2 separate regions of the Homo sapiens genome follow, and region 1 is linked to region 2. A link is an interaction called in ENCODE POLR2A ChIA-PET data of the cell type or tissue named here. Cell type or tissue: Caco-2. All regions are shown on one strand. Links, peaks and the distances in the headings refer to the core of each region. The heading gives the core; the rest is flanking DNA.

Region 1 (16,502 bases), core at 4,386-12,385, 240 kb before region 2:
CTTTGCTTTAACATTTTTAAAGTCTTAGGGATGGAGAATATGAGATTATTGAAGGGAGTATGCGTTTTACTCATCCCTAAATTCCCAAAACTTAACAGTTCAAATCCAAGAAAGGGAAATGATTTCCTGCTGATTTGAGTTCAGAATAATCAGGGTTTTGCTAGTAGTATACCATGCTATCAACATCCAGATGAAATATCTTTAATAAAGACTTGCTAATCTAGGAGGTGTTTTTGTTTTTACTGGGTTCAGTGGTGGCTCGTGTTAGCAGAAAAGTGGAGCCACGGTTAAACTTGACGTCAGAATTGTTTTGGGGCCGGGTGCAGTGGCTCATTCTTGTAATCTCAGCACTTTGGAAGGCCGAGGTAGGTGGATCACTTGAGGCCAGGAGTTCACGATCAGCCCTGGCCAACATGGTGAAACTCCGTCTCTACTGAAAATACAAAAATTAGCCAGGCATGGTTCTGTACGCCTGTAGTCCCAGCTACTCCAGAGGCTGAGGCAGGAGAATCGATTGCTTGAACCTGGGAGGCTGAGGTTTCAGTGAGCCAAGATTGTGCCACTGCACTCTCCAGCCTAGGTGACAGAGTGAGACTGTCACCAAAAAAAAAAAAAAATTTATTTGGGTTTTAGTGTGTGAGAAATACAGCATAAGTAGAGAGAAGCACGTAGAACATTTACAATTTAGGAAATAATTATAAAGTGGACACACACAACCACTATTGTAGTTAAGAAATAAATTGTTGCTACCACCTCAGAAGTCCCCTCCCACTGGAACTTCTCTCCAATCTCCAGAAGTCTGTTTTTCAGTTTTCTTTGAAAAAATTACAAACCTACGAAAATAATGATTATATTGTGTGTGCCCTTTACCTAGATTCACCAATTGTTTACATGTTGCTCCATTTCTTTTCTATTTTTCCTCTGAATCATTTGAAGGTAAGCTGCAGACATGTCATTTTACCTTTAAAATACAATTTTTTTCCGCTTTTTTTTTTTTTTAAGAGATAGGATTTTGCCATGTAGCCCAGGCTGGTTTCGAATTCCTGAGTTCAAGGGATCCATCTGCTGTGGCCTCCCAAAGTGCTGGGATTACAGGCATGAGCTAACGCACCTGACCTTTCCTTTTAAATTACTTGGCCATTGCAGAGTAACAGTGGAGGCTGCTGAGCTTTCATTTTAGGAGATACCTGGCTTATTCTCGTAGAGCCCTACACTTGCCTAAAGAGGCAAGGATGTAAAATTATCCGTTACTGTTAACTGTTAGCTGTCATCTTGCGTAAACTTTCACTGAGCCTCAAGCTTCCTCATCTGTAAAGTAGAGATAACCTGGGAAATAAATTACACATGAAAATGTTTCCATCATTATAATTGCATGCGCATGATAGCAAATTGTGACTTTTTAATCTTAGTAATTTGTAGCCAAACACTTGGGTAGCTTTTTCAAGTAGATAGTACTTAAAGAGGCCCTTCATGCATTTTATTTGTGGTATTTTTAGACTGTTTCATATTGTTTTAAGTGATTCGTTCTTTTTCTACTTTCAGCAAATTCAACACCCAACAGCTTCCTTAATAGCAAAGGTAGCAACAGCCCAGGATGATATAACTGGTGATGGTACGACTTCCAATGTCCTAATCATTGGAGAGCTGCTGAAACAGGCAGATCTCTACATTTCTGAAGTATGCACAACTTTTTTTTGTTTTGTTTTTTTGAGATGGGATTTCACTCTTGTTGCCCAGGCTGGGGTGCAATGGCATCTCGGCTCACTGCAACGTCTGTCTCCTGGGTTCAAGCAATTCCCAGCCTCAGCCTCCTCAGTAGCTAGGATTACAGGCATGCGCCACCACGCCCGGCTAATTTTGTATTTGTCGCAGAGACGGGGTTTCTCCACGTTGGTCAGGCTGGTCTCCAACTCCTGACCTCAGGTGATCCACCCATCTTGGCCTCCCAAAGTGCTAGGATTAAAGGCGTGAGCCACCGCGCCCGGCACACAACTCTTGTTTCTGTAATATATTATTGTATATAGGACGTGTCAGATACTTATTTATACAAATTGATGTGTTAATACTAGCGGAGGCCATACAGTAGGATTAGGGGGCTTAAATCTGGGTCTTTGTCTTGGTCTAAAACAAATTTGTTGTGAGCTTGGACAGGTTATGGAACCTTTTTTGGCCTGAAAATAATTTTGTAATCAAGTTGAATTGCCTATGTGATTTGTATCTGTCTTTAGATTAATAATTGAGATTTTAAAATGGGATGTTTAGGACTAGGCATATTTATTTGTTAGGAAAGAGACAACCAAAAGCTTACATTTAGATAAATTCCACTTTTTTAGCCCTGACTAGTTCCAAGGTTTAAAACAAACCTCAGTGACTACGAATCTATTGTCAGAATTTTCGGGTAAAAGAGAGCAGATAGTCTTTATTTATTTTTATTAGTAAATGATGGAATTAGTTTGAGATTACCTATAGAAAAGATAGAATAATGCTACCATCTGTGAGTTGTTGGGACACAGTGTCGGTTTTGACATGATTCGGAGTGGTTTGCACAGTGAACACCCAAGTGTGCTTTATAGTTCCCTTGGCTTTGACCCTGTGCTAGAGCATTGCCTGCTCTTCTCCTCTGCATTAAAAGGAATATTTATCCTTTTAAATGTATTCAGAAAGCCAGCACATTATATTACCTCGTGTTCAAAGATAGGATGATCAGAGTATCCCTCCAAGAATTGTCTGAACTTTATCATGAACTATAGTTGCACCTAATTGAAGATGCAAGTGTTATTGTGTGTTTATTGTAGGGCCTTCATCCCAGAATAATCACTGAAGGATTTGAAGCTGTGAAGGAAAAGCCCTTCATTTTTTGGAAGAAGTCAAAGTAAGCAGAGAGATGGACAAGGAAACACTTAAAGATGTGGCCAGGGCATCTCTTTGTACTAAAGTTCATGCTGAACTTGCAGATGTCTTAACAGAGGTATGTATTAAATTTTGTCTGTGTCTGGTATGGTACACCTATGTAGAAAATCTCTGATAGTAGAAACATGAATATAATTACCAATTTCAATCACAAGGTGCTATGTAGGTTCATTTTTGTGGCAGTGATACCTAATCTGTGTCTCTAAAAAGTAAAATGAGGAAATTCAAATAATAGTATACCTAACCGGGTTTTAAAAGTAAAATTGGAGCTTTCATTAAAAGGTTTATAAAGTGGAGATTTTGTTATTAGAAAGCTTCCAGTTATCAGTATTTTTAATGAAACACCAGGAGGAATGTTAATGTTAAGGAATGTTAATGTTTGAGAATTACAGATTGAGATTTCAGAAATGTAACAGCTGTTCATATATAATGTATTCTATCTGCTTATAGAAAAATACAAATCAGTGTAGAGATTGTAAAATGAAGAAACTGTCTACTTTAGCCTTCTGAAAAGCAACATGTTTCTGCTGCTGCAAATTGAATTTACTTAATGGTTATCCTTCTCCTATTGCAGGCTGTAGTGGGCTCCATTTTGGCCATTAAAAGAAAAGATGAACCTATTGATCTCTTCATGATTTTGTGATCATTGACAAGAAACATAAATCTGAAACTGATACAAGGTAGGTGGTAGAAGACTATGAAATACTAATGGTCGGGCCTGGTGGCTCAGGCATGTAATCCCAGCACTTTGGGAAGCCGAGGTGGGTAGATCACCTGAGGTCAGGAGTTCGAGACCACCCTGGCCAACATGGGGAAACCCCGTCTCTACTAAAATTACAAAAATTAGCCAGGCATGGTGGCGGGCTCATGTAATCCCAGCTACTTGGGAGGCTGAGGCAGAAGAATTGCTTGAAACTGGGAGGCGGAGGTTGCAGTGAGCCAAGACCACACCATTGCACTCCAGCCTGGGTGATAAGAGCAAAACTCCATCTCAAAAAAAAAAAAAAAAGAAACTAATAAAGTGTGTTTTGAAATTTAGGGGTGCTTTGTACAATATATATTGTTGGCAAAATTTTTAATATATTTGGATATAAAATATTGTATATTTACCTGAAGATATCAGTTGGATAAATTGCTAGGTAAAGATATAAGTTGGATAAATTGCTAGGTGAAGATTGTTTTTACTTTTAGTAATATTTTCTCCTGAAATAAGGTGAATGTTATGTTGTATTTATGGGTAGAATTATTCCGAAAGGTGAACAACATCAGTCATTTGGCGTTTATTGAATTGCTAGGTACAAAGCATAATGAGAAGCAGTAGAGGAATTAAAAAAATTTTTTTTTCTAAAGACTTAGTTAGAAAACATGTATATGTTCATTTTTCCTTTCTTTTTATGGAGAATGGAGTCTCCTTATGTTGCATAGCCTGGTTTTGAATTCCTGGGATTAAGGTGTCCTCTCACCTCTGCCTCCCCAAGTGCTGGCATTACAGGCACTTGGCAGAAAACATGTTTTTAAAAGATATCATCACAGTTTGACAGCCTACCAGGGAGACTATCTCTGCAGACTTTTCTGTACAGCATAGGATCTTCAAGTAATTCAAGAAACAACGCTGACTGCATGAAAATTATCAGTGCCTTCTCAGTTCGGTGTTTAACGTACACCCATCTGGAAATCAATAACCATAATTTTGTGTATGTTTGAACAGCTTAATCAGAGGGCTTGTTTTGGACCATGGAGCATAGCATCTTGATAGGAAGAAAAGGGTGGAGGATGCATATATCCTCATTTGTAACGTGTCATTAGAATATGAAAAAACTTAAGTTTATAGCCCCTTAACTTAAATGGAGGAGCTTCGTGTTTTAGGTGAGTTACTTTTTTGTGAAACTTCGTTTCCCACTGTAAGGACAATAATCCTCAAATTGGTTTGGGAGAGTTATAGGAAACAGCCTCTGAAGATGTGCAAGGGGCAGGATTGGAGCTCAGTGAGCTGTTTGTTAAATCTTAGGACTAATCCAGTTTCAGAAGCTATTTTCTCAAAAAATAAATGTTTCCCTGCTTTCTGTAACTTTTTTTTTTTCTTAATAGAGAAGTGAATTCTGGCGTTTTTTACAAGAGTGCAGAAAGAGAAAAACTCATAAAAGCTGAAAGAAAATTCATTGAAGATAGAGTTAAAACAAATAATAGAACTGAAAAGGAAAGTCTGTAGTAATTCAGATAAAGGATTTGTTATTAATCAAAAGGTGAGAATGAAAATCCAGTGTATAAACTAAATAGTATGTATCATCCTTTTTACTTTTAAGGTGAAAGATGTTGAAACTAATTTTTATTTTTGTTATAGGGAATTGACCCCTTTTCCTTAGATGCTCTTTCAAAGAAGGCATAGTCGCTCTTCACAGAGCTAAAAGGAGGAATATGGAGAGGTATGAGTAGCAGATTTATCTGAGTAATTTGACTTTTACTTATTTTGCAAATGAATTGGGATTATTTTTCCTTATACTTTATTTTTGGGTTTTCAACTGTACAATTAATTGGCATTAACTATATTCGCATTATTTTGCACCCGTCAGCACTGTCCATCTCTAGGATTTTTTTTATCATCACAAACTGAAACTATACCCATTAAATAGTTACTCCCCATTTCTCATTCCCTCTATGCCCTTGTAAACATTATTTTACTTTTTGTCTCTGAATTCAGTATACTTTCTCCCAAAGAGCTCACCACAATAAAAGTTTTTTTAAAAATATTATTTTATTATTTTTTTGAGACAGTCTTGCTCTGTTGTACAGTGGCATGATCGTGGTTCATTGCAACTTCTACTTCCTGGGTTCTTGGGATTCTCGTGCCTCAGCCTCCCGAGTAGCTAGGATTACGGGTGTCTGCCACCATGCCCGTTGAATTGTTTCGTTTTCGTTTTGTTTTGGTAGAAATGGGGTTTTGCCATGTTGGCTAGGCTGGTCTCAAACTCCTGGCCTCAAGTGATCCACCCACCTCAGCCTCCCAAAGTGTTGGGATTACAGGCGTGAGCCACCATGCCTGGCCATTAAAGAGCTCTTGTCCATCTTTAGATTTGCTGACTTGGGGAGAGTGGTTTAAATGGAGGGTTAAAAGACTGGTTTTCAGTTGGTTGATGGCAAATGAAAAGGCTTAGGTTAAAGTACATTTTAAACTCTAATTTTGTGTGTAATTCTGAAAAATTCCTTCCTAGAAATTACTGGTCTTCTCTTTGAACTTCACTGGTAACATTGCTTATTCATTTCCCTTAAAATGCTATTTCAGGCTGACTCTTGCTTGTGGTGGGGTGGCCCTGAATTCTTTTGAGGACCTAAGTCCTGACTGCTTGAGACATGCAGGACTTGTATATGAGTATACATTGGTAAGTGTATTTTCTTCCTGAGGGTAATAGAACTTTTTAGCTCATGAATTATTTTTGTTTTGTTTGAGATGGGTTCTCACTCCTGCCCGGGCTGGAGTGCAGTGGTGTGATCACAGCTCACTGCAGCCTCATCTTCCTGGGCTCAAGTGATCCTCCTGCTTCAGGCTCCTGAGCAAATGGGACCACAGACATGTGCTACCATGCCTGGCTAAATTTTTTTTGTAATTTTTGTAGAAACAGGGTGGTATTGTGTTGCCCAGGCTGGTCTTAAACTCTCGGGCTCAGGCTGTCCTTCACCCTCAGCCTCCCAAAGTGCTGAGATTACAGGCATGAGCCACTGTGCCTGGTTCATGAAGTCTTTAGCAGAAAAATCAATTGAAATTCAGGATCAGATTTTTGTTTATATACATTTTGAAGGTTTATGTGTAGTAATGGGAAGCCATTTATATGTGATTTTTCAAAAAGATAATTTGGTTTGATGTGATCAAGTTTGTTCCTTATTAATATGCTGCTTGTCATTCTCTGTAAGTCCCTCTTCTCTCTTTGCACACATCGTGTTTTTGAAAATCATGTTTCTTCTACACAAAGGGAGAAGTTCACCTTTATTGAGAAGTGTAACAACCCTCGTTCTGTCACATTATTGATCAAAGGACCAAATAAGCCCACACTTAGATCAAAGATGCAGTAAGGGATGGCTTGAGGGCTGTCAAAAATGCTATTGATGATGGTAAGATCCTCACCATATTTCAATTCTATTAAATTGTTTTGCTGGTCTGAAAAGCATGGCTGAATACTGTGTTCTTTTATCAGTAGTTTACACAGCCAGACACCATGCAAAAGCAGTCTTCCCTTTAGAATGACTGATGGTATGCTAAGGTTTTTCATAGCATATCATTATTAAAGGTGAATACAAATAAATGAACTAATACTGATCTGTTGAAAGAGCTGCCAGTGGCCAGTGAAGCCATTCTGGTTGGACCATTCTCCTATTTGATATGTTAGTCGCTTGTATTGTGGCTTTCACATGCAGTACTTAAATTGATGTGGTCATAGTGAATTTGTAAGAAATTAATGGCTTTCATATGTATATTTTGTTATTCATAATTAGTTCTACAGTTTTCTTAGCATTTTTCTTTTTCCCCCATCCAACAGGCTGTGTGGTTCCGGTGCTGGTGCCGTGGAAGTGGCAATGGCAGAAGCCCTGAATAAATATAAGCTCAGTGTAAAGGGCAAGGCACAGCTTGGAGTCCAAGCATTTGCTGATGTGTTGCTCGTTATTCCCAAGGTGTGTATGCCTTAAACAGTCAATCTTCCAAAAGATTCAGCTGATCAAAACTTTTTGATAATGTAGGCTTTATTCATAATACGGATTTTGGATAAACGGGTTTGATCAGTTTTCTTCCTGACTATAAAACATCCAAACGTATTTGGTTTCTCTGGGAGGCCTGAATAGCTGACGTTTCAGATGGCAAGAGAGAACCTGTAGCTTAATATTTGCAGTATTAGGGGTTATACTTGAGTACCAACTTGCTTTTTGTTTTGGTTTTAGCTAAACTGATATCATTGTTTTTTATTATATACTAATTTTGAAGTATAGTTTATGACTGATGTATTGCTGCTGGGTTTGGGGTAGATGAGAGAGTTGATCAGTAACTTGTGTCTGGTTATTCTCTGAAGGGAACATAAATGTTCTGTCTTCATGCAATGAGATTCTTGTTTTGTTTTGTTTTGTTTTTAAGAATTTTGAGAGTTTTGCTCTTGTTGTCCAGGCTGGAGTGCAATGGTGTGATCTCGGCCCACTGCAACCTCAGCCTCCCCAGTAGCTGGGATTACAGGCACCTGCCACCACACTCAGCTAGGTTTCTTTTGTATTTGTAGTAGAGGTGGGGTTTCACCATGTTGGCCAGACTGGTCTCATACTCCTGGCCTCAGGCGATCCACCTGGCTTGGCCTCCCAAAGTGCTGGGATTACAGGCATGAGCCACTGCATCTGGCCGAGACTTTGTTTTGCTTTTTTTTTTTTTTTTTTTTTTTGAGATGCAGTCTCTTGTCGCCCAGGCTGGAGTGCAGTGGCGTGATCTCAGCTCACGACAACCTCCACCTCCCAGGTTCAAGCGATTCTCCTGCCTCAGTCTCCTGAGTGGCTGGGACTACAGGCACGTGCCACAATGCCCAGCTAATTTTTTGTATCTGTAGTAGAGACAGGGTTTCACCATGTTGGCCAGGATAGTCTCAATTTCTTGACCTTGTGATCCGCCTCAGCCTTTCAGAGTGCTGGGATTACAGGTGTGAGCCACTATGCCCGGCCCCTTTTTTTTTTTTTTTAAATATCAATTCTTCCTGTTTTCTCAGGAATTAAATTTGTTTACTTTAGGTTCTTGCGCAGAATTCTGGTTTTGACCTTCAGGAAACATTAGTTAAAATTTAAGCAGAACATTCAGAATCAGGTCAGCTCGTGGGTGTGGACCTGAACACAGGTAAGAGAATGCAACTGTTTGTAGAGGAAAAACTAGATGTAGTACATGTGAGTTGAAGCCAGGAAAGATTCAAAATGGGGACCAAAAAAAAAATCTTTTGCTTTGCAATTTGACACCAGTACTATTAGGGAAGTCTGGGTTCTAAAATGGGATAAAATAGGATATTAATAAAAAATGGAATGACTAGGTATAATAATTAAGGGAGTAGAGTAGACTGAGTAATTTTGGTATAGTTTTGTTGGAGATGTTGAGTGGTGGTAGATGGTTCAGATTAATGTTGAAGGATTTTCATATTGCATTTGCCTTAAACTCAGTTCTTTGTTTCTTTTTGTTTCTTTTTTTTTTTTTTTTTTTGAGACGGAGTCTTGCTCTGTTGCCCAGGCTGGAGTGCAGTGGCAAGATCTTGGCTCACTGCAACTGCTGCCTCCCAGGTTCACGCCATTCTCCTGCCTCAGCCTCCCGAGTAGCTGGGACTACAGGCACCTGCCACCACGCCTGGCTAATTTTTTGTATTTTTAGTTGAGATGGGGTTTCACCATGTTAGCCAGGATGGTCTCGATCTCCTGACCTCATGATCTGCCCGCCTCAGCCTCCCAAAATGCTGGGATTACAGGCGTGAAGCACCGCACCCGGCCACCTTACTCAGTTTTTAATCAAGTACTATGATAAGAAAATAGATTGGGTGATTATATTCATGGGTGAAAAACAGCTAAAGATAGCAAATAATGCCAGAAGAGGGGATCTAGAAATCTAATGAAATGGTGACAGCCCTGATCTTAGGCCCCTGTAACAAAACAACACAAATTAAGTACAAAGTAGGAGACAGATAACAGGTACATCCATGCAGTATGTGCAAGACCTATTGCTGTCAACATTATTATTTAATAAAAAAGATTTCTGGAATGAGGGAAATGATCAGTCCATTTTAGCCAGATTAGAGTTGCAGTGCTGTACTTTAGTATGGGTAAACAGAAATGTATCCAGAAGGAGAGAGGGGTGTTCAGGTCTTCTAAGTAGAAGTCAGACACTCCTCAAATATTGTGGACAGGGGTCATGGTTTAGAGTAGAAAATTGGGCTAACAGAGAAGCTTTGAATTCCCATAGTTAATACTGGAGGAAATGAGTCATCGGTGATAAGCAAAGCCACACACAATATTGTTGGTTCTTATTGACTGAATTTACTTTGGTTGCCTTTTAGGTGAGCCCGTGGTAGCAGCAGAAGCAGGCATTATGGGATAACGATTGTGTAAAGAAACAGCTTCTTCATTCCTGGTAAGTTTGGGAAAATGAAAACTAAACTGTTAGAGAATCATCATACTCTTCATTTGGTGTTTTCTGTTTAGTTGCTCATTTTCCCCCATGAATAATGTAATCAGCTGAAAGTATGGAAACCGAACTAGCCCTCTGATGTGTAGAGGGGAAGGGGGAAATTTAATTGGATGTTAACGTGTGCAGCTTAGTTGGAAGTGGGAAGTTGAGTCGAATTAGGGCTCCTAATCATCTGAGCTATCTAATTTTTATCCCCCTTTCAGCACTGGTTGCCACCAACATTCTCTTGGTTGATGAGATCATGCGAGCTGGAATCTTCTCTGAAAGGTTGAATTGAAGCTTCCTCTGTATCTGAGTCTTGAAGACTCTGCAAAGTGATCCTGAAGAATACAGCTGTGGAATTTTTGTCCAAGCTTCAAATGAGTTTCAAGGGAATTTTCCCATGTGAAAAAAGGAGAGAACACTGGCATCTGTTGAAATTCGGAAGTTCTGAAATTATAATCACAGTATTTTTTAAAAATTGCACTGAAGTGTACACAGATAAAGCAGGTCTTTCACCCAGTGAACAGGATGTTTTGCTTTAGCAGCAGTGACATAAAATTCCATGTTAAATAAGCATATATTACCTACCTTATTAAATATTCCTTGAAAAAGCAGATTTTAATGGTTTAATTTTATGTGGACATATGTTAAATTATTCAGCAGTACCCTATTGTTAAGCATCTGGTTTTAAAATTTTTATGCTAATATAAATAACGCTTAGTAATTTAAAATTTTGGAAGCATCCCGTTAGTGTAAATTTCTGAGTAAATTTATTGATCAGTTGGACTTTTCACGCTTTTGAAATAGCTTTGCTAAAATGCTCCCCCTACAAAGTTGTAGGAAATGGGAAGAGGAGTAAACTAGAGGCAAGGGAGTTGAGAGAGCTGGAAGGCATGGTGGCTAAGGGCTACGGTTATCAGGTGAAATTTGAGATTTGTAGGCTGACTATATTTTCAAGCTTCTGAACTTTTGCTTATGCAAAATATTCATCCCAAAGCCTCTAGCGTCATAGTTTCCTCACCCAAATTACTATGTTTCCACAAGATTTATATAGTTGGTCTATCTCTGCGGTCCTTGAAAGTGAAGTTGGTGTTACTAGGCTGTGGGTTTTGGGGGCTCAGCAGTGACCTGGAGTGTGCAAATAAATGTTAAGTTGAAACCTCCTTTGTGGTCTTGCAATGGTTTGACACACAGAAGCAATCTTAAAGGGAATGAAAGCTGTCCAAAGGTTCAAAAAGTAGTGAAGGGGCCTCTAGGGACCCTCAACCTGCTTTTCCTTACTTCCCTGGGCAGCCTTGCAGGTGGTATGGCCAGTCCTACACCTCGTGTCCGTCAGTTTCCCCCGCTGAACCGTTGGGTGAGGGGCGGTGGTGGAGCAGCATGCGCATGTGTGGAGGAGGCGACTGCCACCGTGGTGCGTGAGGGCGGATGAGCAGCGGGGCCGTGGGTGTGCGCGGCGTGGCGCGCCAGTCCTGATGCCAGCATGGGTTGTTCATCACCGCTGCTGTCCCTGCTGTCGCTCCTGGTTGGTGCGTGGCTCAAGCTAGGTCACTGAACCGCCGGCCACGCCGGAGGCGCTGGGAAAGGGGATGGGGCCCTCCGCCCTGGCGGGAGAGAGCCTGAGGCCCCTCTGCCCGCTTCCGGGATGCGCCTGCAGCCGCCGGCTGGGGAGGTCGCTCTCGGTGCGCAGGGTGCCTCACCGCCTTGTGCTTTCAACTTCTTGCTCTGGAATCTTTCAATCTTATAAAAGGGAAAGAGAGGCCGGGCGCGGTGGCTCATGCCTATAATCCCAGCACTTTGGGAGGCTGAGACGGGTGGATCACTTGAGGTTAGGAGTTGGAGACCAGCCTGGCCAACATGGTGAAACCCCGTCTCCACAAAAATACAAAAAATTAGCCGGGTGTGGTGGCGTAGGCCTGTAATCCCAGCTACTCAGGACGCTGAGGCAGAAGAATCCCTTGAAGCCAGGGGGCGGAGGCTGCAGTGAGCCGAGATTCTGCCACTGCACTCCAGCCTGGGAGATAGAGCGAGACTTCATCTCAAAAAAAAAAAAAAAGGGAAAGAGGAGAATGTAACGAGGAACGACCCCTGCCCTCACGTACTCGTGGGCCACCTTAAAGAGCTGCCAGTTTGTGGCCAGTCCTGCTCCTGTGGAATCGCACTCTCCCCGTCTCCTGGAGCCATTTTGAAGTGGGTCCAGACATAACCCATTTTATTCTAAACCTTCAGCTGGAATAGTCAAAAGAAGTCACGAAAAAATAATTACCCTTTCTCAACTAAAAAACTGGCAGTGCTGCTTAATAATATATCCAATCTGTTCAAATTCATCTATTATCCCATAAAGGGTTTTTAACGTTTGCTGGCTGAATTAGGGACAAAATAAAGCTCATACATTGCAATTGTATGTTATTTCTTAATTCCGATTCAATCTGATTATTTCCCTACTTACTCCTTTTATTTATTTGTTTTTTTGGTGGGGCGGGGGGGCAAGGTCTCACCGTGTTGCCCAGGCTGGAGTGCAGTGGTGCCATCATAGCTCACTGTGGCCTCAAGCAATCCCTGCCTCAGCTTCCCAAAGTGCTGGGATTACAGGCCTGAGACACCATGCCAGGATGATCCATTTTTTCCCCTTGGTGATATATTTGTTGAAGAAACTGAAAATAGGCCAGGCGCGGTGGCTCAAGCCTGTCATCCCAGCACTTTGAGAGGCCAAGGCGGGTGGACCACAAGGTCAGGAGTTCAAGACCAGCCTGGCCAATATGGTGAAACCCCATCTCTACTAAAAATACAAAAAATTAGCTGGGAGTGTTGGCACACACCTGTAGTCTTAGCTACTCAGGAGGCTGAGGCAGGAGAATCGCTTAAACCCAGGAGACAGAGGTTGCAGTGAGCCGAGATCATGCCACTGCACTCTGGCCTGGGCAACAGGGCAAGGCTCTGCCTAAAAAAAAAAAAAACAAAAAGAAAGAAAAAGAAAATGGATGAAATCAGTGTGAATGTGTCAGAATAAGAGAGCCAAAGACAGGATCTTGAGGAACATCAAAAGACCAGGACTCTGCCTTGAAAGAAGTTACAGTGCTTAGACATCCTTTCTTGGAAAGACACTGAAGTGGTGCATCAAGCTGAAGAAGTGTGGCCTACTGGAAACAGTACCGTAAAGAGACCCAAATCTAGTCCTGTCACCTACTAACCAGCTCTTTAAGTCATATTTATTTTTTGGGTCTTGGTTTCCTCCTGTGGAATAAGGAGTTTGAAGCACAGACCCTTTTTTATTTATTTTGAGACAGAGTCTCACTCTGTCCCCCAAGCTGGAGGGCAGTGGCACGATCTTGGCTCACTACAACCTCCGCCTCCCAGGTTCAAGTGATTCTCCTGCCTCAGCCTCCCAAGTAGCTGGGATTACTGGTGTGCACCATCATGCCTGGCTTTTTTTTTTTTTTTTTTTTTTTTTGAGATGGAGTCTCGCTCTGTTGCCCAGGCTGGAATGCAGTGGCACAATCTTAGCTCACTGCAAGCTCCACCTCCTGGGTTCATGCCATTCTCCTGCCTCAGCCTCCCGAGTAGCTGGGACTACGGGTGCCCGCCACCACGCCCAGCTAATTTTTTTGTAGTTTTTAGTAGAGACGGGGTTTCACCTTGTTAGCCAGGATGGTCTTGATCTCCTGACCTCGTGATCCGCCCACCTCGGCCTCCCAAAGTGCTGGGATTACAGGTGTGAGCCACCGCACCCAGCCTAATTTTTGTATTTTTAATAGAGACGGGGTTTCGCCATGTTGGCCAGGCTGGTCTCTAACTCTTGACCTCAGGTGATCTGCCCACCTCTGCCTCCCAAAGTGCTGGGATTCCAGACGTGAGCCACCATGCCTGGCCGGTCCTTTTTAATTCTATGATTTTTCTGAGGCATTCAAACAAGTCTAAAGGTGCTCATTTAACTATATGGCGATAATCATTGCGCATTTATGGCAGGGGCCAGGGATATACTGTCAAAAATATATATGTATTATATACTTCCCTTCTGGAGCATATAATGGTGAGAATCACCAAGAACTGATAAGAGTTCAGTAAATGGAGAGGAAGAGGCAGAGAAACAGCATGAGCAGAAGGATGGGTAGAAAGTGCTAGATGTATTTTAGGGTAGAGTGTCTAAATTCGCCTAGCTGGGGCAAGGGTTTGTGTAGAGGAAGAAAGAGGTAAGTGCAAATCTATCATGTGCGCAACATTTCACCCATGCTATTTTATTACTATCTTTTTATTTTTTATTTTTTGAGACAGGGTCTCACTCTGTCACCCAGGCTGGAGTGCAGTGACATGATCATAGCTCACCGCAACCTTGAACTCCTGGGCTCAAGCAATCCTCCTGCCTTAGCTTCTGCACCCTGTCTCTGAGCCATTGCACCTGGTTCCGTGTTACTTTAATTGATACAGCTACTACCTAAGAGATAGTGAGATATTATCCCCATTTTTCATACTTATTTTTCTTTTATGAACAAGCTACAGTTGTCCATAGGTATCCTCATTTTTCAGATGAAGAAACTGAATCTCAGCCGGGCGTGTTGGCTCACACCTGTAATTCCAGCACTTTGGGAGGCTGAGGTGGAAGGATCACTTGATCTCAGGAGTTTGAGACCAGCCTGGGCAACATAACAAAACCCCATCTCTACAAAAAATACAAAAATTAGCCAGGCGTGGTGGTGCACACTTGTGGTCCCAGCTACTCAGGAGGCTGAGGTGGGAGGATTGCTTGAGCCCACGGGGGCAGAGGCTGTAGTGAGCCAAGACTGCATGACTGCACTCCAGCCTGGGTGACAGAGTGAGATCCTGTCACAAAAAAAAAAAAGAAAAAAGAAAAGAAATTGAATCTCAGATTAAGAAATTTGCCTAAGGTTTCCCATCAAACTAAGTGGCAGAACAAGAATGTGAAGGCAAACAAAATGCAAAAGGAATTTAAAGCCAGATTTTTAAGCCTCCACATTTTTTGTTTTGTTTTGTCATACCATCATGAGTATTGCATACGATCCAAATATTACCACTTGTTTTATATATATGCATGTATTACCGATATCTCTCCTTTTTATCTGCAGGAAATGGACAGGCTACTAGCATGGTCCCACTGCCAGGTGGGAGATTCCTGATGGGAACAAATTCTCCAGATGGCAGAGATGGTGAAGGCCCTGTGTGGGAGGCGACAGTGAAACCCTATGCTATCGACACATTTCCTGTCACCAACAAAGATTTCAGGTACATCAGATGTTCTTCCAGGAGGAATGAAGGCCCTCTCTAATCTCATTCTTTTTTCCTTTCTTTTTTTTAGACTGAGTCTCACTCTGTCACCCAGGCGCTGGAGTGCAATGGCGCAATTTCGCTCACTGCAACCTCCGCCTCCCGGGTTCAAGTGACTCTCTTGCCTCAGCCTCCCAAGTAGCTGGGATTAGAGGCGCCTGCCACCACACCCACCTAATTTTTGTATTTTTAGTAGAGACGGGGTTTCACCATATTGGCCAGGCTGGTCTCAAACTCCTGACTTTGTGATCCACTTGCCTCGGCCTCCCAAAGTGTTGGGGTTACAGGTGTGAGCCACTGCGCCTGGCCTAATTCTTAACATTTAAAGGGAAACTAACTTTTTCACTGTCACGTGTCATCTTTGCAGTGTACTATGGGATAAGTGTTATCTACGTTATTCAGATGAAGAATCTGAAATCCAAACAAGTTTGACTGACTCTGTCAGTCAGTGGATGAGCTTGGCCTGGAACTGAAATCCCTGGGCTCTTGAGCCAGTCTGTGCATTTTCCATTACACTGGGCATAGCACTGAGAAATATAAGCAAATGCCAGTCACTCAACAGAACCCTCTTCTACATGCGGAAAGGGATTGGGAGAAGGGACATCATAGTAGAGAGTCCCTTAAATTCCCCTTATAGGCCAGGTGTGGTGGCTCACACCTGCAACGTGAGCTTCCTTTAGGAACCCGAGGCAGGATTGCTTGAGCTCAGGAGTCTAAGACCAGCCTGGCAACATAGGGAGACCCTATCTCTGCTAAAATAAATAAGTATATAAATATACATATTATATATATAAATGTATATATAACAATCCATCTTACCCTGACAATCTGCCTGCTAAAACTTACTAAACCATACCAAACTATATGAATTTATTTTTATTATTATTATTATTTTTTGAGACAGGGTCTGGCTCGTCACCCAGGCTGAAGTTCAGTGGTATGATCTCAGCTCAATACAGCCTCTGCCTCCCGGGCTCAAACCATCCTCCCATCTCAGCCTCCTGAGTAGCTCGGACTACAGGTGTGCACTATAATGCCCAGGTTATTTTGTGCTTTTGATAGAGACAGGGTTTTGCCCTGTTGCCCAGGCTGGTCTCGAACTCCTGGGCTCAAGCAATCCTTCTGCCTTGGCCTCCCAAAGTGCTGG
Region 2 (16,502 bases), core at 3,807-11,806:
AGCTGGGATTACAGGTGTCCATCACCAGGCCCGCCGAATTTTTGTATTTTTAGTAGAGACAGGGTTTCGCCATGTTGGCCAGGCTGGTCTTGAACTCCTGACCTCAAATGATCCTCCCGCCTTGGCCTCCCAAAGTGCTGGGATTCCAGGCATGAGCACTTTTAACATGCTGGGGAAAATGATGTCTGGACCGTGCAACTTGGTGTTGTGTTACTGTCATTCTTCTATTTACTGATCGCCTATGACTTGATTTACTCTACAGAATCTTGTTAGAACAGATCATTCTGGGCTCTGTGTCAGACAATATAGTGATAACCATGTAAACAATATATACTGATAGAACCAAAAATTTTGATGTAAGTACAAATTATGGTATAATTGGGAGGGGGATAGGGAAGTGAAAGTCTACCAAATCACAGTCTAGTTTAGCATACAGTGCTAGATGATCCAAAAATAATAAGTGGCCAGGCCTGGTGGCTCATGCCTGTAATCCCAGCACTTTGGGAGGCTGAGGTGGGAGGACCACTTGAGCCCAGGAGTTCGAGACCAGCCTGGCCAACGTAGTGAGACCTCATCTCTACAAAAAAAATTTAAAAATTAAAAAATATGAATAAAAATAATAAGGCATTTTTGTGAAAAGAAATTTATGGGTAAATATTGAGAGAAACCACTAAAATGAGTTGCTTCTAAGGAGGATACCTCAGGGGTCAGAAGAATGCTGCTTTTTGTTCCAAGTCTTGTAGCACTATCTGATTTTTTTAAACTATATATAACTGTAATAACATTAAAAATAATGAAAACAAAACAGCAACTTACCAAATAAGTTTACAAATCTTCCACTAAGTTCCTCCGAACATCTTATATGCACCCTTCTAAGCCTCGCAAATGTTTCTCCCACCTTTTTAGACTTTCCAAGGTTCATTCTTCCTTTTTAATGGTCAGGAGTTTGAGACCAGCCTGGCCACCATGGTGAAACCCCACCTCTACTAAAAATGCAAAAAAATTAGCTGGAGGTAGTGGCAGGCACCTGTAATCCCAGCTACTCAGGAGGCTGAGGCAGGAGAATCCCTTGAACCCGGGAGGCAGAGGTTGTAGTGAGCAAAGATTGCACCACTGCACTCCAGCCTGGGCAACAAGAGCGAAACTCTGTCTCAAAAATAAATAAATAAATAAGGATAATTTTAAGATTATTGTTTTAAAGAATAAATTTGATATTCTTAAAAGTGGCAAAAGCAAGATAATTGCATATTTATGGTAACAAAAGTTTAAATAACAAAGAAAAAAGCAAATGATTTCCAAAATATCTATAACGAATCAGTAAATAAAGGTAATCAAAAATTTAACTTACTTAAGGCTGGGCCCGGTGGCTTGTGCCTGTAATCCCAGGACTTTGGGAGGCCAGGGTGGGTGGATCACTTGAGGTCTAAAAAATTCAAAAAATTAGCCAGGTATGGTGGAACATGCCTGTGGTCCCAGCTACTCGGGAGACTGAGGCAAAAGAATCACTTGAATCCAGGAGATAGAGGTTGCAGTGAGCCGAGATCGCGTCATTGCATTCCAGCCTGGGCAACAGGGTGAGACTCTGTCTCAAAGAATAAATATAAAAATAAATAAAAGAACTAAAAGTAACTCTCAAGGGATGAGTATGTAGCGGTGAAGATGAAACAAGAAAGGCATAATTATTAAAGCTGGGTAATGGGCACATGGGTTTTTTTGTTTTGTTTGGCCTGTTTGTTTTGTTTTTATTTGGCTTTTCTCTTTACCATAGCAAAACAATACATGGGGGTTTATTACACTTTTCTGCTCACTTAGTGTATATGCATTTGAAGTTTTTTAGTATAAAATAAATTAAAAAAAAAATTCACGCTGGTAATCCCAGCACTTGGGGAGGCCAAGGCAGGTGGATCTCCTGAACTCAGGAGTTCAAGACCAGCCTGGGCAACATGATGAAACCAGGCTCTGCCAAAAATACAAAAAATTAGCCCGGCATGGTGGTGGGCACCTGTAATCCCAGCTATCCAGGAGGCTGAGAAAGGAGAATTACTTGAACCCAGGAGGCAGAGGTTGCAGTGAGCCGAGAAAGTGTGACTACACTCTGGCCTGGGTGACAGAACGAGACTCTGTCACAAAAAATAAAAATAAAAATAAATAAAAGAACTAAAAGTAATTCTCAAGTGTTGAGTATGTAGAGGTGGAGATGAAACAAGAAAGGCATAATTATTGAAGCTGGGTGATGGGTACCTGGGATTTTTTGTATTTTTGTGTGTGTTTTGTTTTTATAATACCTTTTCTCTTTACCATAGCAAAATGATACATGGGTGTTTATTACACTCTTCTCTTCACTTTGTGTATATGCATTTGAAGTTTTCTATTACATAGTAAACTTTTTTTTTTTAAAGAAGCAATATTTAGCCAGCCACAGTAACTCACACCTGTAATCCCAGCATTTGGGGAGGCCAAGACAGGTGGATCACCAGAGCTCAGGAGCTCGAGACCAGCCTGGGAAACATGGTGAAACCCTATCTCTACTAAAAATATAAAAATTAGCCAGGCATGGTGGTGGACGCCTGTGGTCCCAGCTACTTGAGAGGCTGAGGAGGGAAGATTGCTTGAGACTGGGAGGTGGAGGTTGCAATGAGCGCAGATCGCACCACTGCACTCCAACATGATTGACAGAGTGAGACCCCATCTCAAAAAAAAAAAAAAAAAAGCAACATTCTGGCTTACAATATTAGAAAGTCAAAAGATAATATTTAGGGCTGGATGCAGTGGCTCACACCTGTAATCCTAGCACTTTGGGAGGCCGAGACGGACTGATGACCTGAGGTCAGGAGTTCGAGACCAGCCTGGCCAACATGATGAAACCCCATCCATACTGAAAATACAAAAATTAGCTGGGCATGGTGGCAGGTGCTAGTAATCCCAGCTACTCAAAAGGCTGAGGCAGGAGAATCACTTGAACCCAGGAGGCAAAGGTTGCATTGAGCTGAGATCATGCCACAGCACTCCAGCCTGGGCGACACAGTGAGACTGTCTCAAAAAGGAAAAAAAAAGAAATAGCAATGTAAACATATTATTTAGAAATGTGGAGCTAAATAACAGTGAAAACAGTTAACAGACATCAAAGTGGATGCCTCTGGGATGAGAACTGACTTGGGGAGGGCTGGAGGAGGGAACATCTCTGTATTAGAAGGCTTTGATTTTATTTTATTTTGAAACCTTATGCATGTATAACTTTGATAATATATTCATTTGTGGATTGCCACATTGTTTTCGAGGAAAATACCCATGTGTTCTTACATGAATAATCAGGCATAGACCAGTGCTTTGAATATATAAAAATTCTGTTTAGCCATGATAATTTTGGCAGTATGCCATTTATTTCTGTTGCCAAAGGCAGTGATTTAAATTGGAATTCCTGCCTGGGATGAGTAGGGCTAAGAGGTTTGATTACATATAGTTTCCCCATCTGTACTCTGGCCTCCAGCAGTTTGTTCTTTATGCAGCAGCGAAGAGTGATCATAAATAAGCTTATCTCACTCTCCAGTTTGAAAGCTACTAAACGTCTTTCATAGCAATTAGAATAAAATTCAAACTCTTCGGCATGGCCTACACACAAGGCCCTAAATAATGTAAATGATTGGACTCGCTCCCAGTTCTCCTGTCACTCTCCTCAATCACCATGCCCCAGCCTCAGTGGCCTTCCTTGGCACACCCACAGCTCATTCCTACCTCAAGGCCTTTGACTTGCCATTGCTCATGAGACCGATTGCTTACCATCACTCAGGATCTCATTCAAAACTTCATTCCTGGAAAAGGTCCTTCCCGATCATCAAGCTAGAGGAGCTTGCTGCACCCCTTCTCTGCCCACAGCTATGGATCTCCAAGTGTGGGCTTCAGACCAGAAGCGTCAGTGTTGCCTGCAAGCATTTCATTTTGTGTTGTGTTTTCTCTGGAAATGCAGAGTCTTAGGCCCCACCACAGACCCACTGAAGGAAAAGCTGCATTTTAACCAGACCCCAAAGTGATTGTGCTTTAAAAATTTCAGAAGCACTGATCTAGAGTTTCCCCTTCTAATTTTCCTGTGTATCTGTTACAAGGTGTGTCCATTGCTGCAGGTAATCTGGAATGTGTTTACATGTTTATTGTTTCTCTTCCCTAAATAGAATTTAAGGTCCACAAGGGCAGCACCTCGTCTGGCTCGTTCACTTCTGGATCCCCGGCACGTAGCGTCAGTGCACACAGTACATGCTCAATAAGTATTTAGATGAGTGAAAGAATAAATGAATATAATGGAAATTATTTTATGTTCTTTGAAATGTATAACTGAAGGCTGGGTGTCATAGCTCGGCCTGTAATCCCAGCACTTTGGGAGGTCAAGGTGGGGGGATTGCTTGAGTCCAGTATTTCGAGACCAGTCTTGGCACATGGGAAAGCCCCAACTCTACAAAAAATACAAAAAAAAAAGGATTGTATAATTGTACAATAAAATTTCATGGCGGCTGGGCGCGGTGGTTCACGCCTGTAATCCTAGCACTTTGGGAGGCCAAGTTGGGCAGATCACAAGGTCAGGAGATTGAGACCATCCTGGCTAACATGGTGAAACCCTGTCTCTACTAAAAAAAATACAAAAAATTAGCCGGGCGTGGTGGTGGGTGCCTGTAGTCCCAGCTACTCTGGAGACTGAGGCAGGAGAATGGCATGAACCCGGGAGGCGGAGCTTGCAGTGAGCTGAGACCGTCCACTGCACTCTAGCCTGGGTGACAGAGCGAGACTCCGTCTCAAAAAAAAAAAAAATCTTCATGGCTTTCACTTGTTTGTAAAATCGGGGTGATTTTTCTCTCCCAACATCACTGTTACACAGGGGTTTCATTCTGTATCTTGGGCATCGAGTGCCATTAAACTATTGTGGTCCGTGGAGAATCACTTATTTATCCTTGTTTTGGGGCAGTTTGTCTTCAGAACCAAAGTTTAGATTTTGTTTAGAGTGTTTCTCTACTGACTTAACACCATAACTGGTTATTTATTTTTTAGCATTTAAGAAGCACTCTCGTTCAAGCCAGAGTTAACATTATCTTTAAAGGTTTTGTTATTCACAATGAATGTTAGCTTGTTATTTGTATCAAGTTTTATCAAATCAGTATTAACAATTTAAAAAAGAAAATCAGGTTTTAAAAATATTAAGTCATATCCAAGATTTAAAGTTAAATTGCAAATAAAAACTGATAGGGCATATAATGTATCCGGTTTTTTACTTCTGAGATAGGATTCTAGGAAAGACCTACAGTTTCTGATATCGTCCTGCATTTTTTTTTTGAAGTGGAGTTTTGCTCTTGTTGCCCAGGCTGGAGTGCAGTGGTGCAGTCTCGGCTCACTGCAACCTCTGCCTCCTGGGTTCAAGCGATTCTCCTGCCTCAGCCTCCCAAGTAGCTGGGATTACAGGCACGCACTACCATGTTGGGCTAATTTTTCGTATTTTGAGTAGAGACAAGGGTTTCACCATGTTGGCCAGCCTGGTCTCAAACTCTTGACCACGTGATCTGCTCACCTCGGCCTCCCAAGGTGCTGGGATTACAGGAGTGAGCCACGGGCCCAGTCCTACATTTAAAAAATACATTCCCAGTATATTTCTTAATGCATATCCTGGTGAAATTTGTGAAGAAACAACTTTTCAATCTATATTCTTTGAGTGAATAAATAGCACCCCTTACATCTATGGCTTTTAACTGGTGGCAGTTGTTTCCCAGTGGACGTTTGGCAATGGCTGTGACTGCATTTTTGGTAGTCACACCTGGGGTGGAGGAGTACTGGCAGCATCTAGTTGGGGGAGCCCCGGGGTACTGTTATGTAATGCACAGAACACCCCACAGCACAAAGAATTATCTAGCCCAAAATGTCAGTAGTCCACTGTTAAGAGACAGTGGACAACTGTCTCCTTCTGCATAGAGAAGTCTCCTTCTGCAAATACTAATGCCATTGGAAAACGAATACTTTGCCCTACCTTCTGGAGAAGAGAATATATAGAAATTGGCAACTGAGAGATTCAGATGGGTATACTGGCACCTTTAGATATGTTCATTTTAGATGATTATTTCTAATCAGAAATCTAGTGACTGGCCTCCCTCTCTTTGGGGCAAATCACTCTCTCAACACAGGACATTTAAGACATTTCACAACTTAGTTGATTTTAGAATTGGATAACGTTCTCAAATAATGATACATTTTTTAAAATAGGGAAATTCAAATATAGGGTTACTGGTTTTCCTTATTTTACAGATGGGGTCGAGGATTTGGTCTTTTGGGTTCCATTTTTGGAAAGGATGGTGTATTAAACCAGCCAAACAGTGTCTTTGGACTTATATTTTATATACTACAGTTATTACTTGGTAAGTATTTATCAATACAAAAATAAGTTTGTTATATTCCGTTTAGTACTTTGTGTCTTTGCCCTGAAGTGTCTTGATGTTAAATAAAAGCATGTGTTATTTATAGAACCACTAGCGTGTACAACATTTTTGTGTTTTGAAAACTTGATTCACCAATATTTTTATTATATTAATGTTGACTTTATGTCAATTACTGTTTAATCATGGAGAGCAGTATCTCATGATGTCCAGAAAAACCAGTCCCATTCCAGGAAATTATCACTCCCATCTTCCCTGTAAACATTTTTCCTTATTTTATAGACTCTGTAGCCTTGAAAAATATCATATATTAAGGGGACATTAACAAGAAACCATATTCATAATCCCATCACCTTTATATATCCACTATTTCCACAGTCTTCTGCTTTAAAAAATAATTTGGGGGCTGGGTGCGGTGGCTGATGCCTGTAATCCCAGCACTTTGGGAGGCTGAGGTGGGTGGATCACGTGAGGTTGGGAGTTCAAGACCAGCCTGACCAACATAAAACCCATCTCTACTAAAAATACTGAAAGGGTGGCCTGCCCCTCCACACCTGTGAGTATTTCTCATCAAGTGGGACAAGAGACTGAGAAAAGAAATAAGACACAGAGACAAAGTATAGAGAAAAAAAAGTAGGCCCAGGGGACTGGTGTTCAGCATATGGAGGACCTACACCAGCACCAGTCTCTGAGTTTTCTTAGTATTTATTACTATTTTTACTATTTTAGTGAGAGGAATGTGGCAGGAGAGCAGGGTGATAGTGGAGCGAAGGTCAGCAAGAAAATGTGAGTAAAGGAATCTGTGTCACAAATAAGTTTAAGGGAAGGTACTATGTCTGGATGTGTACATAGGCCAGATTTATGCTTTTTTCCACTCAAACATCTCAGTGGAGTAAAGAATAACAAAGCAGCATTGCTGCCAACATGTCTCGCCTCCCACCACAGGGCAGTTTTTCTCCTATCTCAGAATCGAACAAATGTACAATCGGGTTTTATACCAAGACATTCCCTTCCCAGGGGCAGGCAGGAGACAGAGGCCTTCCTCTTATTTCAACTGCTAGAGGCCTTCCTCTTTTACTAATCCTCCAGGGCACAGACCCTTCACGGGTGTCAGGCTGGGGGATGGTCAGGTCTTTCCCATCCCATGAGGCCATATTTCAGACTATCACATGGGCAGAAACCTTGGACAATACCGGGCTTTCCAGGGCAGAGGTCCCTGCGGCTTTCCGCAGTGCATTGTGCCCCTGGTTTATTGAGATGGGAGAATGGCGATGACTCTTACCAAGTATACTGCCTGTAAACATTTTGTTAACAAGGCACATCCTGCACAGCCCTAGATCCCTTAAACCTTGATTCCATACAACACATGTTTTTGTGAGCACAAGGTTGGGGCAAAGTTACAGATTAACAGCATATCAGGGCAAAGCAATTGTTCAGGGTACAGGTCAAAACGGAGTTTCTTATGTCTTCCTTTTCTACATAGACACAGTAACAGTCTGATCTCTCTTTCTTTTCCCTTCATATCCCCCTTTTCTTTTTGACAAAACCGCCATAGTCATTATGGCCTGTTTTTGTTGGTCGTTGTCTTTTTGGAGCTGTTAGATACACCTGTAAACTAACAACAGACAGAACAGGCATGCAAGGATTAATACAAATTTACAATAGTGGAACTTTTGATAGTTTTAACCCAAGTGACGAGGTTAAGATTTGTGAGGCCATCAACAGCTTTTACAATTGTCTTAGTTTTTGGTACCAAATTTAAATGGGCTTTTGATGCCTTAAAAATTTGGTTTTTTAATTTTGAAATATTTAAAGTAAGATTATTTTTTCTGTTTTGTAGATGGCGTTTAACCATGTCCCATTGATGTTCAGAGTCATTATAGGCTCGGGGTGTAATACAAAAATCTGACGTATTTCAGTCACACTGTAACTGAAAAAGATATTTCAAGCTCATGGAGCCTATCTCTCATTTAAATGACAGTTTGTCTAAGATTATTAATTTGGTTTGCCAATTTTGGATCTATTTGGGTCTGAGAATTGCACAATTTTGAGGAATTCTTTTGCCAATTATTTACATATTTAGCAGTTTGAATAGAAGAGTGTAAAGCAATTCCAGCAGCCGCAGCAGTAGCTGTGACTGCAATAAGACCCATAATCACATAATTAAAGTAAAAATGAATCTTTTGGATCTAGTTAGAACTTTTTTTAATACTTTTGTTAAAATACGGACAGATGGGGAAGACTCTCATGGTCGGTCTATGGACACAGGGATCCACATGCCCTCTCTTGCCCTCACTAGCAGAATATGGTGCTGCCAATTAAAAGTTGAATCAATGCAAGTAAACAATCTACAATTTTCACAGGTTATAGTTTGGGAATCTGGTTTAATAACTGTGTTTTTTACAACTAGTATATAAGGGGGTTTTACACAACTTTGTAAAGGAATTGTTAAATTGGAATTTAGGTTGATAGTATAATATGGCTTACGACTTTTTGGTTTTATAGCTTGATTTCCAGACCAAATTTTAACGTGGTGCAAAGCCACAGTAAGTTTTTATAATTTTGGATGTTTAGGACTAGTAACAGGACGAACTAACTTTGGTTGAGGTGATGAAATTCTCTTTTTACCCCATTTTTATGGATAGGGTGATTTAAACCTTTATAAAACCTGGTCTTGCCTTTTAGTTAAATCACTAATAGAGGCTGGATGAATGGGCCAGATGGATGGGGCCTGTGAACATGAGTGAGTCTGGCCTGTACAATTATAATATAATTGGCCTCGAGGGGCCCAGTTTATAATAGTTTCCAATTTATTGTTTTGTAATACCACAGCAGTATCAGTCACACATTTTTTCCAAACTAAGACTTTTGGGCCTTTTGATTTTTTGGGAATTTCTTGGGGCAAGGCTTCCCCTTACGCCTAAATTTTAATGATCTTTGATAAGAAGAGTCCTGTAAATTATTTATCTGTGGCTCCAGTGACATTTCACTTACCATGTGATAAGTAAATCTACTGGTGGCACTGACAGTAGGTACTTCTACCCACCAAATTTGGGTTGTAGGCGTTAAGCATCCTGGTGCCTTTTCTAGGCAAATAGGGGGATAATAATACCCAATGGAAATATTTATTATTATTTCTTTTTTTTTTTTTGATTGGGCACGGCAACGATCATCTGTGGGGCCTGGTACCCACGCACTATTATTAACATATTCTTTAATAGGATTATTTATCCATGTGACTGCCCAAATTAAGGACAGGAAAGGCACATAGGCCCAGTAAGTATAATTAGCTGCAGCTGTTTCTGCAGACATGAGGAGACTTACCACCGTTGATACAATTATCAAAGCTGTAACCAGTATATTTTCTAGAGTTTGTATTACCCTTGTTTTTTTAGGCTTTTTTTAGCTAACTGTGTCAGCTTCTTTAGTGGACCCCAGGTCGGCAGCTCCGCTTTTTTGGTGGATGACAGCTTTATCTGTTTTTTTGATATTACCATTTTGTTTACTTGGGGAGTCGATGATGCTTGATTGTGGGTTTTTTGTTTTTGCAGAGGCGCTTTTTTTGCATCTTCGATGGGTTTATTGTAGAACTTTAAATGTCTAGTGGGTATTCAAACAGGAAGCTGATTTTTTTCTGGTGAAACACAAGTAGTCCCAACTACGGAAGGCAGAGGACAAGGGGGGTGAGGCAGGAGGATCACTTTAGCCTAGGAGTTGGTGGCTGAAGTGAGCTATGATCGCACCACTGCACTCCAGATTGGGTGACAGAGCCACATCCTATCTCTAAAACTAAAAAATTAAAACATACAAAATCATCTTGTTTGGTCATCTCTTAGAAATGGATGAATTCCTTTTCGAGATGAAGATTTAATGTTTCCCAGATTTCACCTATTATCTTAGTAAACAAAACGGGGACTTAAAGAGGCAGGAGTTAATAAACAGAAATACAGGTACAGTGCCTCTGCCCTGAAAGCACTTAACCCAGCTGGAGAAAAAAGACAAATACATGCAAATTTTCACAACAAAAGATCTGAGTGACAGATATAGTGATCATCTGCCTCAAAGAAAGACACAGCTCATTGCTGAAAGGGTGGCCGAACAGTGTGGACCCTGAAAGACTACAGAACTTCAGAGGAGATCAAATGACTGCAGTGACCACCCCTGTGCAGGCGACAACTTCTACATTTCTCTCTCAATTTGACCCTGGAGCTGCAGATCCATCTTTCCAATCAGCTCAGTAAGTATTTACTGCGTTAAAGAGCTTCTGGAGTGAAAACATGAAGAAGCCATGACTCCTGCAGCCATGTGTTGGGGGAAGCAGAACACTTACCCACTCTCCCTGAGCCTCAATTTCCTCATCTGTGAAATAGGAATGATAACAGTACTTACTATCTTATGAGAGGATTAAGAGGGATGAAAATCTTCCCAGAGGCTGCAGCTACCATTTATTGCTTGCTTTCCATGTGCAAGTACATTGAATCCTCAGATTTCACTGACACTGAGATAGCAAATAACTTGTCCACAGTTGCAAAGCTAGTAAATGGCAGAAAAGCTCCTGTTCTTGGCCATCTGCTTCTACTGTACATGTGATAATGGATCGAAAGTGTCATAATGCCATCTGTCCCACGATAGTTTCTCCATAAATGGCAGTCATTATTAGGGCAGTTCTAGTCAATTTCTACTGCTTGTAGAATGTTTACTCCCCCAAATGTTTACTCTAGACTCAAGAAAGGAGACTCCACAGAGATGACCCTTGCACTAGACCCTGAAGGCTTTTCAACACAAAAGGGATGGAAGGGACAGACAGCCAGGGCAGGAACAACACAAAGACATGCCCAGAGGAAAGAAAGCTCCCGGAGTTTCAGGAAACAGCTAGAGAGGGGTAGGACATGGGGTGAAAAAGTCATCTGGGACAAGATCGAAAGGGCCCTGACTATCAAGAGGCTGGGTGTGACTTGGTCAATATAGGAGAACAACCAAGGAAGAGGGGCATGTTCTGGCTGGTGCTGGCAGCGATTCTGGAAGACCCAAGAAAATGGAGGCAGACAGTGAGGAACGCACTGTAACACCCTCTGGGTGAGCAAGAGTAAGGTTATGAAGTTGGCCAGCAGCGGCAGGCATGCCAGTAAGTGTCTAAACAGGTGAAATGCTTCCCGTTACCCTCAGGTAAAGTCAACAGGACCTGTGTAGATTGTGTCGGGGGAGGAGGAGTGAAGGAACAGATAGTTAAGGTTAGGTTGTTTAGAAAAAAATACATTATTTAGGCCGGGCACGGTGGCTTACACCTGTAATGCTAGCACTTTGGGAGGAGGTCAGGAGATCGAGACTATCCTGGCTAACACGGTGAAACCCCGTCTCTACCAAAAATACAAAAACTTAGCCAGGTGTGGTGGTGGATGCCTGTAGTCCCAGCTACTCGGGAGGCTGGGGTAGGAGAATTGTATGAACCTGGGAGGTGGAGCTTGCAGTGAGCCGAGATTGCACCACTGCACTTCAGCCTGGGTGACAGAGCGAGATTCCGTCTCAAAAAAAAAAAATTATTTAAAATGAAATTTGAGTTTGCAGTACCTTTATACCTCTGAAGACGTTTCTGTCAAAAGTGTGTCTTAAAAAAAAAAAGCGTGTCTAGTTTGAGGCCTAATTTGGTCTAGAACTAAAGAAAAAAACCAGCACTAGATTTAATTGCAAGGAGTTATATGAAACTGTGGAGTGGATATTATGCTCCAAAAACCAACTGTGGAGTGAGTGAAGACCAGGACAGAACACCATAAAGTGCCTCCATTTAAGAGGCCAGGAGAAGCCAGGCCTCCCCTGGGATTATAGGCACATGCCACCATGCCCAGCCAATTTTTATATTTTTTTAGTAGAGACGGGGTTTCACCATGTTGGCCAGAATGGTCTCGATCTCCTGACCTCGTGATCCACCTGCCATGGCCTCCCAAAGTGCTGGGGTTACAGGCATGAGCCACCGCGCCCGGGGTTAACCAAACCTCTTCTTTTTTTTTGAGATGGAGTCTTGCTCTGTTGCCCAGAGTGGAGTGCAGTGGCGTGATCTCGGCCCACTGCAACCTCCGCCTCCGAGGTTCAAGCAATTCTTCTGCCTCAGCCTCCTGAGTAGCTGGGACTACAGGGGTGTGCCACCATGCCTGGCTAAGTTTTTGTATTTTTAGTAGAGACAGGGTTTCACCGTGTTAGCCAGGATGGTCTTGCTCTCCTGACATTGTGATCCACCCACCCTGGCCTCCCAAAGTGCTGGGATTACAGGCGTGAGCCACCGCACCCGGCCACCTCTTTCATTGTCTCTACTTTCTCCCCTTGCTTCTCAACTCCCTGCACCCTAGCTCTTGCCCAAGCGATCACCAAAAGTGTTCTTCCTTCAAGGGCCTGGTGCCTCCACATGGACAAATCCAGCGGTTGCTCCTCGGTCCTACTCCATCTGACACTGCTGATCATTCCCTCCTTAAAACTGCCTGCCCTCGGGGCTTCCATGACATCTTCTCTTTCAATTCTTTTCTGATATTTCCGACTCTCCCTTCTTCATCTCCTTCTGGATTTTCTCTTCTCCCACGAGGCTCTGGCACTCTCATGGTGCTGACTTTCATCCTCTGACCCTCCTACTGACGTCCTCACCCAGGCCTCACAATGTCAGCTACCACTACAAGCTATAACCAAGAAGTCCATGCTTTCTGGAGACAGAGAGAGGAGAAGGACCAGAGAGCAGCAGACCAGAGGTGGGGATGGGCAGTGGGGTGGGTGAGGTGGGGGAAGTGTGCGTGGTTAATGGGTATGAAAAATAGAAAGAATGAATAAGGTCTAGTATTTGATAATCCAACAGGGTTACTATGGTCAGCAATAATTTCATTATACATTTAAAAATAACTACAAAAGTATAACTGGATATGTTTATAAGACAAAGGATAAATGCTTGAGGTGATGGCCACCCCATTTACCCTACTGTGATTATTACACATTGTATGCCTGTATTGTAATATCCCATATACTGGCCAGGCGCAGTGGCTCACGCCTATAATCCCAGCACTTTGGGAGGCTGAGGCGGGCGGATCACTAGGTCAGGAGATCGAGACCATCCTGGCTAACATGGTGAAACCCTGTCTCTACTAAAAATACAAAAAAATTATCTGGGCGTGGTGGTGGGTGCCTGCAGTCCCAGCTACTCGGGAATTTGAGGCAGGAGAATGGCTTGAACCTGGGAGAGAGAGGTTGCAATGAGCTGAGATACGCACCACTGCACTCCAGCCTGGGCAACAGAGCAAGACTCCGTCTCAAAATAAAAAAAGGAATATCCCATATACCCAAAATATATACACCTATCATGTACTCAGAAAAATTTAAAAATTAAAAAACAGCCATGTCCTCATGCCATGTGACCTGAGCTTCACACATTTGTGGCCGACTGCCTGCTAGATTTCTCCACCTTGACATCTCTGACATGCCATGAACTTAACACGCCCCAGAGTGACCCTACAGCCTTCCCAACAAACCAGCTCTTCCCATTGTACTTCTCTTCTCGGTGAAGTGCCAGGCACCCAGGCCAGAAATCTGAGGGTCCTCCTTGACTCCTCCTTCACCCACTGCACATATTCAGTCACCAAGTATCAATGATTACACTTCTTTCAGGACATCTAGGCTAGGCGTGGTGACTCATGCCTGTAATCCCAGCACTTTGGGAGGCAGAGGCAGGCGGATCATTTGAGGTCAGGAATTTGAGACCAGCCTGGCCAACATGGTGAAACCCTGTCTCCACTAAAAATATAAAAATTAGCCGGGCATAGTGGTGGGCGCCTGTAGTCCTAGCTACTCGGAAGGCTAAAGCAAGAGAATCTTTTGAACGCGGGAAGAGGAGATTGCAGCGAGCGAGATCGCGCCACTGCACTCCAGCTTGGGCAACAGAGCAAGACTCCAACTCAAAAAAAAAAAAAAAAAATGCTGGGCTTGGTGGCTCACGCCTGTAATCCCAGCACTTTGGGAGGCCAAGGCGGGCGGATCATGAGGTCAGGAGATCGAGACCATCCTGGCTAACACGGTGAAACCCCGTCTCTACTAAAAAAATACAAAAAATTAGCCAGGCATGGTGGCGGGCACCTGTAGTCCCACCTACTCGGGAGGCAGAGGCAGGAGAATGGCATGAACCCGGGAGGTGGAGCTTGCAGTGAGCCAAGATCGTGCCACTGCACTCCAGCACTTCAGCCTGGGCGATAGAGCAAGACTCCGTCTCAAAAAAAAAAAAAAAAAAAAAAAAAAGATACCTATCCCTTCCTCACCATTTCTACAGCCCACTCCAACCTCTTGGTTAGAGGATGATGGCCTTCATCTTCAGTGGGCTGCCACTTTTTCAATCTATCTGCACTCATACAAATAAAGTCTCTTTTAAAAGACAGAAACATAGTCATCTCATTATCCTGCTTGTAATCCTCCCACTGTCCTCACAGGTTGTAGTCTGAACTTGAATTTCCTTAGTTCAGCCCCCAGAACCCTCTGAAATCTGGTCTTTGTCAGTCTCTATAGCTTTGTATGGCCCTACTTTGCACTCATATCCCAATTGACCCAAACTGCAAACACCCTACAGAAAAGCACGAGGCTACTTCCTGATCTCAGGCCCTACTTGGCACATGGTGTTTGCTGACACTTCAGTGTCTCTCCACCGTGTCCCTACCATAGCACCTCCACTGTGTTCATCTTTGTGTCCCCAACAACCAAGACAAAGCTGCCATGAGGTAAACGTAATCTGAAGCATACATGAGAGAAAGAGCTAGGGAAGCCCCGACTTGCAAAAGTTCATGGGAGAGAAAGGGGAAAACTCTGGGGAGATACGGGGCAGGACTCCACTCTCTGAAAGCAGCCAGGGTACCCGACTGCAGACACCAGGAAACCTACAACTCATCCGTCGACTCTGAGCTTTGCTGGTCCCAGAGGAACATATTCCAAATACGTTGTCAACTCCCAAGAATAATCTGTGCCCAGAAGAGTCCTTTTTAGGGATGCAAAGTTATTTATGACCCTATCTAAGCTGGGTCTTGAAGGCAAGTCCTCTTGCTATATTCCCGGCAGACCTAATCCCAACCCTAACACAGAGCTGTATACTTTAGGGAGGAGATGTCAGTATGAGAGCTGGGGCTACAAGCCAGGCTGCAGTTCTTTGGGAACTAGGTGCCTGAAGCAAAAACTAAAATGATTAAAGAGCCAAATGCTTCAGAGGAAGTAACATGCTGTAGAAAAAAATGACACAGAGCCAGGTGCGCGGTGGCTCACGTCTGTAATCCCAGCACTTTGGGAGGCCAAGGCGGGTGGATTCTTTGAGGTCAGGAGTTCAGGACTAGCCTGTCCAACATGGTGAAACTCCATTTCTACTAAAAAAAAAAAAAATTAGCCGGGCATGATGGCAGGCGCATGTAATCCCAGCTACTCAGGAGGCTGAGACAGGAGAATCACTTGAACTGGGGAGGCGGAGGTTGCAGTGAACCAAGATCACGCCATTGCACTCCAGCCTGGGCAACAAGAGCGAAACTCCACCTCGAAAAAAAGAAAAAATGACACAGGACATCGTATCACAGTGACTTGCAGTTGAGTCCCAACACTACTGCTTTGCTGAATAAGGTTATAAAGTCAAACAAAACATGGTTCCTACCCTACCCGCAAGGTCTCTCTGGTAGTGGAGGTATTTAAGCAAGTTAATAGAGCCCCAGCTTGTACTAACAGAATCAGACCCATTAAGGGCTGTTATCTTGAATCTCCTCTCCCTGAGAGAATGGCAGAGAAAAATTCTGTTGTGAATATTCAAACACCAGGATTAAAGACGCTTCAGGAGTTCCTGTTGTAAGTGTAATGTCTTAAGCTGCAACTAGCACACAATGGTCCAGGTCTTGATGGCTTTGGTCAAGCAGCTCCCTGGGTCACGGGACACTGAGGCTGTTTGAACTGCAAGGGCTGCAAGTTCCCAGAGAAGGAGCCAGGCCCAGCCACAGTGAAGAAGCCTGCCTCTCCCTCTACTGGCTGTTGGACAACAACACTGCCTGTAGCGTTTGCTCTTGGCAGTCATGGAACCAAGTAATTAATGAAAGGGTTGAGGTTAAAAGGTTT

Evidence for each region. Peaks named below come from ENCODE experiments on the same cell type or tissue, not always from the same donor. Only the 100,000 strongest peaks of a DNase experiment are listed, where the experiment ranks them.
Region 1: POLR2A ChIA-PET joins it to region 2 with 10 read pairs; 2 of 35 experiments call an interaction of 5 or more read pairs at or near these places.

What each region holds. Positions count from the first base shown.
Region 1 is chr7:65,752,985-65,769,486 of GRCh38, forward strand. It overlaps LINC03006 (long intergenic non-protein coding RNA 3006), which reads right to left. Exons shown (of 8, transcript NR_038378.4): 2 at 9,947-10,033. SNORA15B-2 (small nucleolar RNA, H/ACA box 15B-2) reads left to right here and starts at 7,068; the gene lies at 7,068-7,202. It overlaps SNORA22 (small nucleolar RNA, H/ACA box 22), which reads left to right and starts at 2,542; the gene lies at 2,542-2,675. It also overlaps the pseudogene CCT6P1. RefSeq lists an enhancer at 16,235-16,502. In Caco-2, for the core only: no CTCF peak of the experiment used is centred there; a DNase peak (open chromatin) is centred at 8,527.
Region 2 is chr7:65,997,752-66,014,253 of GRCh38, forward strand. All of the region lies in intron 4 of LOC105375336 (a long non-coding RNA gene), which reads right to left. Among named protein-coding and RNA genes, the nearest start is that of GUSB, 24 kb to the left of the region's middle. In Caco-2, for the core only: no CTCF peak of the experiment used is centred there; a DNase peak (open chromatin) is centred at 7,610.